2 separate regions of the Homo sapiens genome follow, and region 2 is linked to region 1. Evidence: read pairs that join two places in POLR2A ChIA-PET (ENCODE). Cell type or tissue: A673. All regions are shown on one strand.

What was found. Peaks named below come from ENCODE experiments on the same cell type or tissue, not always from the same donor. Only the 100,000 strongest peaks of a DNase experiment are listed, where the experiment ranks them.
Region 2: POLR2A ChIA-PET joins it to region 1 with 6 read pairs; 2 of 35 experiments call an interaction of 5 or more read pairs at or near these places.

The regions. Positions count from the first base shown.
Region 1 is chr18:10,488,644-10,492,643 of GRCh38, forward strand. It overlaps APCDD1 (APC down-regulated 1), which reads left to right. Exons shown (of 5, transcript NM_153000.5): 5 at 1-1,306. Among named protein-coding and RNA genes, the nearest start is that of NAPG, 35 kb to the right of the region's middle. In A673, a CTCF peak has its summit at 2,203; no DNase peak of the experiment used is centred here; H3K27ac peaks cover 3,056 bases.
Region 2 is chr18:10,416,654-10,420,653 of GRCh38, forward strand. All of the region lies in intron 1 of LOC105371988 (a long non-coding RNA gene), which reads left to right. Among named protein-coding and RNA genes, the nearest start is that of LINC01254, 4.3 kb to the left of the region's middle. In A673, no CTCF peak of the experiment used is centred here; no DNase peak of the experiment used is centred here.

The sequences.
Region 1 (4,000 bases):
TTCAGAAATGTTGCGTGGAAAAGTATCTGTAATTAAAGTTTCGAAGTAATTTAACCTATTTTTACATCATTTGTCTTACCTTGTTGAGAGAGGAGACTGGCTTGTTGGCTTCTGGTTGTTGCAGGAGGCATGTGGCTTCCTGCCTTCTCAGTAGACAGGATCATTAGGAAAATAGCAACATCAATCCTGTTACACAGGAGCAGTGACACGGGTGGCTGCAGTGTGGTACATGCCACACAAATGATAGAGAAAGTGCCCGTTCATTGCAGTTTCCTCTTCCTGGGGGACCTGAGCCCTGACTCACTGTCTTATTAGGGGCAGGCGGAAGAAGCTGCACTCTGGCATCCATGCCACCTTCTAAGATGAACATGCAGAGACAGAACTTCAGCTGCTCAGAGAGAGTGCAGTGGGCATGGTCTGCCCTGGGGGCTTGCTCCATTACACCCTGACTTGGCATGCAACCGAGTCTTTGTGTAAAGCCATCCTGTCATTGCACATACTGGCTCACTCAGTGTCTTTCCTGCTGCTGATGTGGCTCTGTGCTGGCAGTTTCAGGGTCAGTGTGCTGCTTTCCTAGGGACATTAGAAGGGCGCAGGAGTGCATGTCTGCCCATTCCTTTGGAGTATCGCAGATGATGCTATACGATACCAAGTGTTACCGCTCACAGAGACTGGGAAAGGGAAATGGGAGTAACCGAAAGCCAGATGGAACGAAAGCAAACATGGAAACCATGATCACGGCAAAGAGCCATCCTTGTATTTAAGAAGTAACTTTGGCCAGGTGTGATGGCTCACGCCGTAACCCCAGCACTTTGGGAGACCAAGGAGGGTGGATCACGAGGTCAGGAGATCAAGACCATCCTGGCTAACACTGTGAAATGCTGTCTCTACTAAAAATACAAAAAATTAGCCAGGCGTGGTGGTGGGCACCTGTAGTCCCAGCTACTCGGGAGGCTGAGGCAGGAGAATGGCATGAACCTGGGAGGTGGAGCTTGCAGTGAGCCGAGATTGTGCCACTGCGCTCGAGCCTGGGCAACAGAGCGAGACTCCATCTCAAAAAAAAAAAAAAGTAACTTTATGAAATGCCACAGCATTCAGTGTGGCATTAAGTTACAACGACCACATAGAGTACCAAAGTGCTTCAGGTTATATTTTAAGTTGTGGTGCAGACTGAGGGGGCTTATTCAAAATGAAAATACTAACTTAAATGGCCACCAAGTTCAATAAACAAAGATGTCAAAATACTCTCAGAAATACAACTGATACTATCTTTAAAAGACGTAATAAAATCATGTGAAAAACTGTATTCACTGCTGAAGAATACCTCAGTGATTTACCACAATGCAGTTCACAAGCACTCCCCTAGACTCAGCTATTTGTGCTTCTTAAAAATATGCTACATATACACACATACACGTATACCCAAATATATAGATATTAACGTGTATACAATGTATGTATATGTATATATTTATTAGGGATGATATGAAATTCCTGTGGTCTTACCACTTTCTGATACAATATAAATCCTTACCAACAAGAAACAATAGAATTTACTCACGGATCTCTGGCACCTTAGCTTTCTGCCTGTTGCCATCTCACCCACATACACTCCAACTTATCTTGGTTGTGTCATGTTAGCACAAATAAGACTCTAAATTCCCCAGTGTCCCATGATGATCTCCACGTTACGGTATTTCCCATCACCTCCAAGAAACAGTGATTGATCTCTAAGAGCCATTCAAGTTTGAGTGTCAGAAATTTTAACTCGAGACCACGTTGCTCTATCTGAGGAAGGCATGTCTGGCCCTTAAATATTCCATCACAAGCTTAAAGTACACAGCATGCAATCAGTGCTGGCCAGCCTCCCACTCAGTTAGGAGCAGGTCGTTCTACGTGGGAATACCAGATTCAGGGAAGGTGGTGAAGAGCGAAGAAGACCTGCTGGGAACAGCCTTCCTCCGCTGGGGAGCAGGCTGAGGAGGGCCAGGTCAGAAAGCTGTTCTTTGGGCAATAGCAAAATCTGGGTGTCACTTAGACTTCTACTTCATACAATCCAAGTTGACCTGGGGCTCAAAAGGAAATTCCTGGCCTCCTGACTCTAGCTGGTACAGAACTAAAGGTCAGTTTCCTCAGACATGACAAGTTCCTGTGTCAGAGAGCAGGATCACGCTTCACACTCAGGTCTGCCACCTCCGGGTGACATCGTCATAACAGTCTGCAGCAGTAGTCTGATCCCGTGGTGGCATGCTAGGGTAACTCAGCAGCGCCACCACAAAGGGCCCGTCAGGGAGGCTGGCAGCCCAGCACATCCCTGATAGGGACCACACGCACCTGTGAGAATGACTTGACTGTCAGGCTCTTGTGGTTTCTGGGTGAAGGAAGAGCTTTACTGACAACAAACCGGCCATTTTCTACTCCACTAGCTCTTAAAATACATTCTGAAAACAAAGATGATCTTCACAACAGTGTTGTGTTTTAACATTGCAATGTTTTGTCTTAACATGGTACACCCAATCCTTGTAAGACAAACTAGGAACACAGCGATGGGATACCAAAGCCAACAGACAGCATCTAATTAGGCATTGCAGAACACTGTCCTCAAAGGAAAATGCCAAAGAGCCTGGGGATAGGGAGAGAATGGGTCCACTCACAAGCAGAGAGCTTCCCTACCCCACACAGCCTTCTCTGGCTTTCTTGAGACATCTGAGCTTTCATGAGTCCAAACATCTTTCATGGAAATATCTGCATCAAGAACAAATGCAGTTTGGATCAATGTTTTCCACCAATTTCTAGATTTATGAGAAAATGCCAAGCATTCTTTTCTTACCAGTAAAAGAATCACATGTCCTAAATAAAAGAATTAAATTCTTCAAATCCCCAAATCTAAGACTGTTCCTGAGTGTTCCTGGCTTGGGTCAACAATCTCTAAATGTAAAATTGGGCTCCTGTTTGGTCATAATCCCATTTTCCTGGTGTTTGACTAGGCAGAAGTAACCCTGCCTTGGAAAAAAGCTAGAGAAGTATGGCCTCCAACTTCTCCATTGGCTGAGATGTGATCAGATTGACACATTGCACTTTATATAGTCATACCTAGTCAAGAGAGACCAACCTGAGGCCCAGTGGCACACCACCCAAGCTGTGAAACTGCACGCACATGCACCTCGTTTACTCCAATGCACAGTTGCTCTTGAAAGCAGGTTGCAGTGTCTGACTCCTAGCCTCCCATTCCAAGAATAAGGCCATGGTTTCCACAGGTTCAGCTTGGTCGCTTTGTTTCTGATGTCTATTGAACAACCACCTCCATGGCCTATGGCCTCTGAAACACTCCATGAGCATTTCTACCCCCTCTTCATTTAATGAATCTCATTCAGCTGTTACACTGGAATTCAGAAACACAAGAGAGTTTGTGGGCACAAATTGCTATGCTTTGCAGCCTCAGCCTCTGAAACAAAGTCTTGTCTTGATCAAAATCTTGTTTTCCTGAGCTGGAGGAAGGATTGGCACTCTTGCCAGCCTCTAAGGAGTTGCTCCAGCCTTTTTCTCAGTAAGTTGCGTCTTCTCGAGTGAAATGAAAGGCAGAGGAGAAACTTCCAGAAGGTTGGAAATTGTATTTTCCAAGGGCTTTAGGCATTTGAGGCCTAGTCTTCTTTCTGCAGCTGATGAGGCTACATATGCAAGACAATTGAGAGACTTTGACCTTCAGAAAATCAAGATGATAGCAAACTAGTGAGGACCACTATCTACTAAGAGAGCTCACGTGCAGAACATCTTTCTGTCTCCTCAATAACACAGTCCAAGTTCTCATAGGCTAGGACTAGGGTAATACATCTGCCCTGAGATCAGTTTATTTAGATTGAAAAACTGAGATATCTGTTATGTGTTGAAGTTTTATTCTCCAACTCATTTAGGAAATGAAGCTATTTTATATCTAGAGTCCAGCATTACCTATATGAAAGAAAATAGTTCATTAGCTTCATAGTATCCTTAACTCATAGCA
Region 2 (4,000 bases), 72 kb before region 1:
ACACTAACTCTAATGATAGCTGATGAGCTAAAAAAAAAAATTCCAAAAGAATCTCATGTTTTAATGTTTTAAGAAAGTTTACGAATTTGTGTTGGGCTAAATTCAAAGCCCTCCTGGGCCTCATGTAGCCCATGGTCTGCGGGTTGGACAAGCTTCTTTTACATATTCAGAGAAGGAATTTGGACGAATATGTGTGATATTTTTTCCTTTTATGAACATCCGTTGAAGGGAAGAAACAAGATATCCCAGGCTGCCCATGTATCCTCGTGGTGGGTGGGTTGAGAAGGAGCACCTAGGCCCCCAGGGGAGCAGATGTTGCCACTGATTTATTCAGTGTGTTTTCAGCTATATACGAGCTACATCTACATCCGTGTCAACTTCGCACACAAGTATATGAACAGTAAATTAAAAATTACAAGCAGCTTGGAACTGAAACACTCTCAGAGGAAAAGTGAACCATGACAGACAGGCAACAGGAAAGTCCCAAACCGACAAGTAGAATAAGTTTGGTTCAGGCAATGGAGGTGGTCAGTTCCCCTGGTCATTCCAAGGTGCCTTTATACCTTTATCCTTGGCTACTGTGCCCTCCATCCCAAAGGCCCCAAAAAATGAGCCATCGTGCTCTGGGTGGTAAAGCCTGCTTGCTACCTCCCTGCTGACTCAGAGCGTGTACTGGATTCCCAGATCTTCAGCCATGAGCCATGTCACTCCCTGTCTGATTCTTCCTCCCACACAGCAAGGACCTGGGGCGCTGCACCTGAGCTGGGGTGGGTGGAGTCTGCATGCCAAGACTGGGTGTAGTAGCTGGGTAAGGAGTTGCCCCTGGGCTATGATGCTTGGAGACAAGGGAACCCAGCAAGAGAAAACATCTTATGTAGAAACCAAAGTTAAAAACTATGCAGTCCTCCCAAAGAAGAGGTGGGACTAAAGAGACTAAAGAAGACTAAAGAAGACAGGCACAAGGGGGAAATTTAGGTTTGAGGCAACTGGACAGAAGAATGGCAAGGAGAAGAACTTGGAGAAAATCCTTGAGCCATGAGAATACATCCAAGGCCAGCCTTTTGAGTACTGAGTTATGATGTAAATTGCAATTCCTACTGTGAGTCTTGGTTGAGAAAACAGGGCTCTAGTTATGTGCAGCTGTGTGCTGGAAAATTTCTGTGTAAGCAGCTCCACTGAATAGGTTCCAGCTAATAGTGTGTCCACAAGAAGTAACCCAAGTCCCCCCCCAGCACAGCATACCACACAGACCAAGAGGTCAGGAGCTGTTTCTTGGTTGTTGGCTGTGCCACCTCTTGCATCTCAAAGAGCATTTTTCTAGGTTAGGCCTGGCCTGAACAAAATGTGCTTAGCCCCAGACCAGCTATGCCCCATATCCCATTGCTATTTTCCCTCTACACTACTTGACAGAGGTTGCTCCTGTGCCTGGCACTGACTACAGGACCATATCACATGTCCCTGTAAGATTACCTTTTTTTTTACACAGTTACAGGGAAAACAGAGTTTATGGAAAAACTGCAGCTCTATTATCCCTGGCAAATTTACCCTGACTTATTCTTTCAAACTCTTTTTCCACAGGTTTTAAAATTTGCAGAATCTTGGCCAGGTGTGGTGGCTCACGCCTGTAATCCTAGCACTTTGGGAGGCCGAGGCAGGCGGATCACGAGGTCGGGAAATCGAGACCATCCTGGCTAACACGGTGAAACCCCGTCTCTACTAAAAACATAAAAAATTAACTGGGCGTGGTGGCGGGTGCCTGTAGTCCCAGCTACTCGGGAGGCTGAGGCAGGAGAATGGCGTGAACCTGGGAGGCAGAGCTTGCAGTGAGCCAAGATCGGGCCACTGCATTCCAGCCTGGAAGACAGAGCGAGACTCTGTCTCAAAAAAAAAAAAAAAAAATTGCAGAATCTCAGGATGGAAGAAATCCTAAAAGTGTTCTACATAGTGTCCACCTTTTGTAGGTTTTCTAAGTCCCAACCCAGTGCTTTTTTGTAATGTGCAATGAAAGTCCTAAATGCTTTTAACGAGTGAAGAGCTTTTCATTCCAGAAGTACACATAAAGTCTGAAATGTAAACACAATGAGAGAGGTAACATATGATTTAATTTCACTCTAAGATAATAATAATGGCCATGAACAATATATTCTGGAAAAAAATGATAGTGAGGAAGCAGTCTGGGAGGTTGGGAAAAGAAGGCTGAAAGACAGTAAATGATGTGGCAAAAAGAGACCCTGGGTGCCCCAGAAAGGTCCTTGATGGCAAAGAAGGCAGGATCAGGGCTGGAGAAGAGAAGCCTCCTAACCTCTTCCTGGGTCACAAGCCTGTCTGCCTTGCTGAGGCCCCTCTGGGTAACTGTGTTTTGTGTCACCTGGACTGCAGTGTGGGGTACCCAGATTAACTGTGACTTCTGTAAGGGTGTTTCCAGGGGATTAGCATCTGAAGCAGATGGCCCTCCCCAATGTGTGTGGGCCTCATTCAATCCCTTGACAGCCTGAAGGCAGAGGAAGGAAGAACCTGTCCCTTTTCCTTCTTGCCTCACTTCTGGAGCTGAAATGTCTCATCTTTCCAGCCCTCAACTGTTATTTACACCATCAGCTCTCCTGGGTCTCCAGCCTTTGGCTCCTGTTGAATTACCACTGGGTTTCCTCGGCCTCCTGCTTATATACAACAGATTATGGGACTTCTCAGCCTCCATAGTCATAGGAGCCAATTCCTCATTTTATAGACACCATTGGCTCTGTTTCTCTGGAGGACCTTGATTAAGATAGTAGCTTGTTGTGAAAAATATCCTTTTAATTTACTTTATGTTACTTCGGCACACAGAGGTTGCAAGATTTTGTCAACTGAAGAATGATTAGGCTCATACATCTGGAAAGGAGAACTTCATTTCTCATAAAGGGCAGTGTGCTGGTGGCCAGTCTGATAGGCTGGGAATCGTAGCCTCTAGCCAGAAGCCAGAAACAGATACTCAGAGGGAGGGGCAAAGGGTGCAAGAATGTATACGGAATGGTGTGGCCAAGTATACATATTTAACAATCTCTAGGAGGAGTTGTGGATATTTATGGGAGGAGAAACATGCACACGCACAACTGAGCTTCATGCCTTTCCATGGGGACCCAGGTCCAAAAACAGTGGCATTAGCATGACATGAGGGTGGAGACTTTAGCCCTCTGATGTCAAAAGGTGAAGCAAAGGAAAAGAAAAAAAAAAACCCTCTCTGTGGATCCTCTGTAGACTGGCCAAAACCACACTGTGGTCAGTGGTAGTCTTATCAGGAAGGAATGCTGGTCAGTTGTTTTGAAACTGCAAAAGGGATGGGCACTGTCATGCAGTTGGTTGATATCAGGTGTGGAGTAGTCTTTCCAAAGGGCTGGTTTCTGTTCAGCCCCCAGTGAAGAAAAGCTAATGGGGCCAGCAAACGAGGGGGGATAGTGAAACATGTCTGAGTTCCCATCCTATCATGGCCAGAACTCAGTTTTTAGGGGTTCTCTGGGGTCCTCTTGGCCAAGTGGGGGTCTATTCAGTTTGTTGGAGGGCTTAGGATTTCAGTTTTGTTTCTCAGTTCAAAGCTCTGAATTAGGCACTGTGAGGGGTACAGAAATAACTAAAAGGCCATCCCTTAACTTATACAGCTTACGGTCTGTCAGAGAAGACACACTTGCAAATATTAAACTGTAATCTGAAACAGAAATATACTGAAATGAGCCAAGCACTGCAGAAAGTTATAGGAAGGTGTCATTGTACCTAGCCAAAGGGAAGCTGGGGAGGGCTTTGTGAAGGAGGAGACATCCGACCAGGGATTAAAGGGTAAGTAGGATTCTCATGGTCTAAAAAGGGTTAGAAGTCGAGAGCTGCATAATTGCCTAATGGGTTCTTCTTGCCTGCTGCACAGACAAAACCAGTTCACTGAGACTACGGTATTGCAGTGAAGAAAGTTAATTGCTGCCAGGCTAGGCATGTGGAAGGCCTAGTTTTCACTCAAATCCAGTCTCTCTGAAGG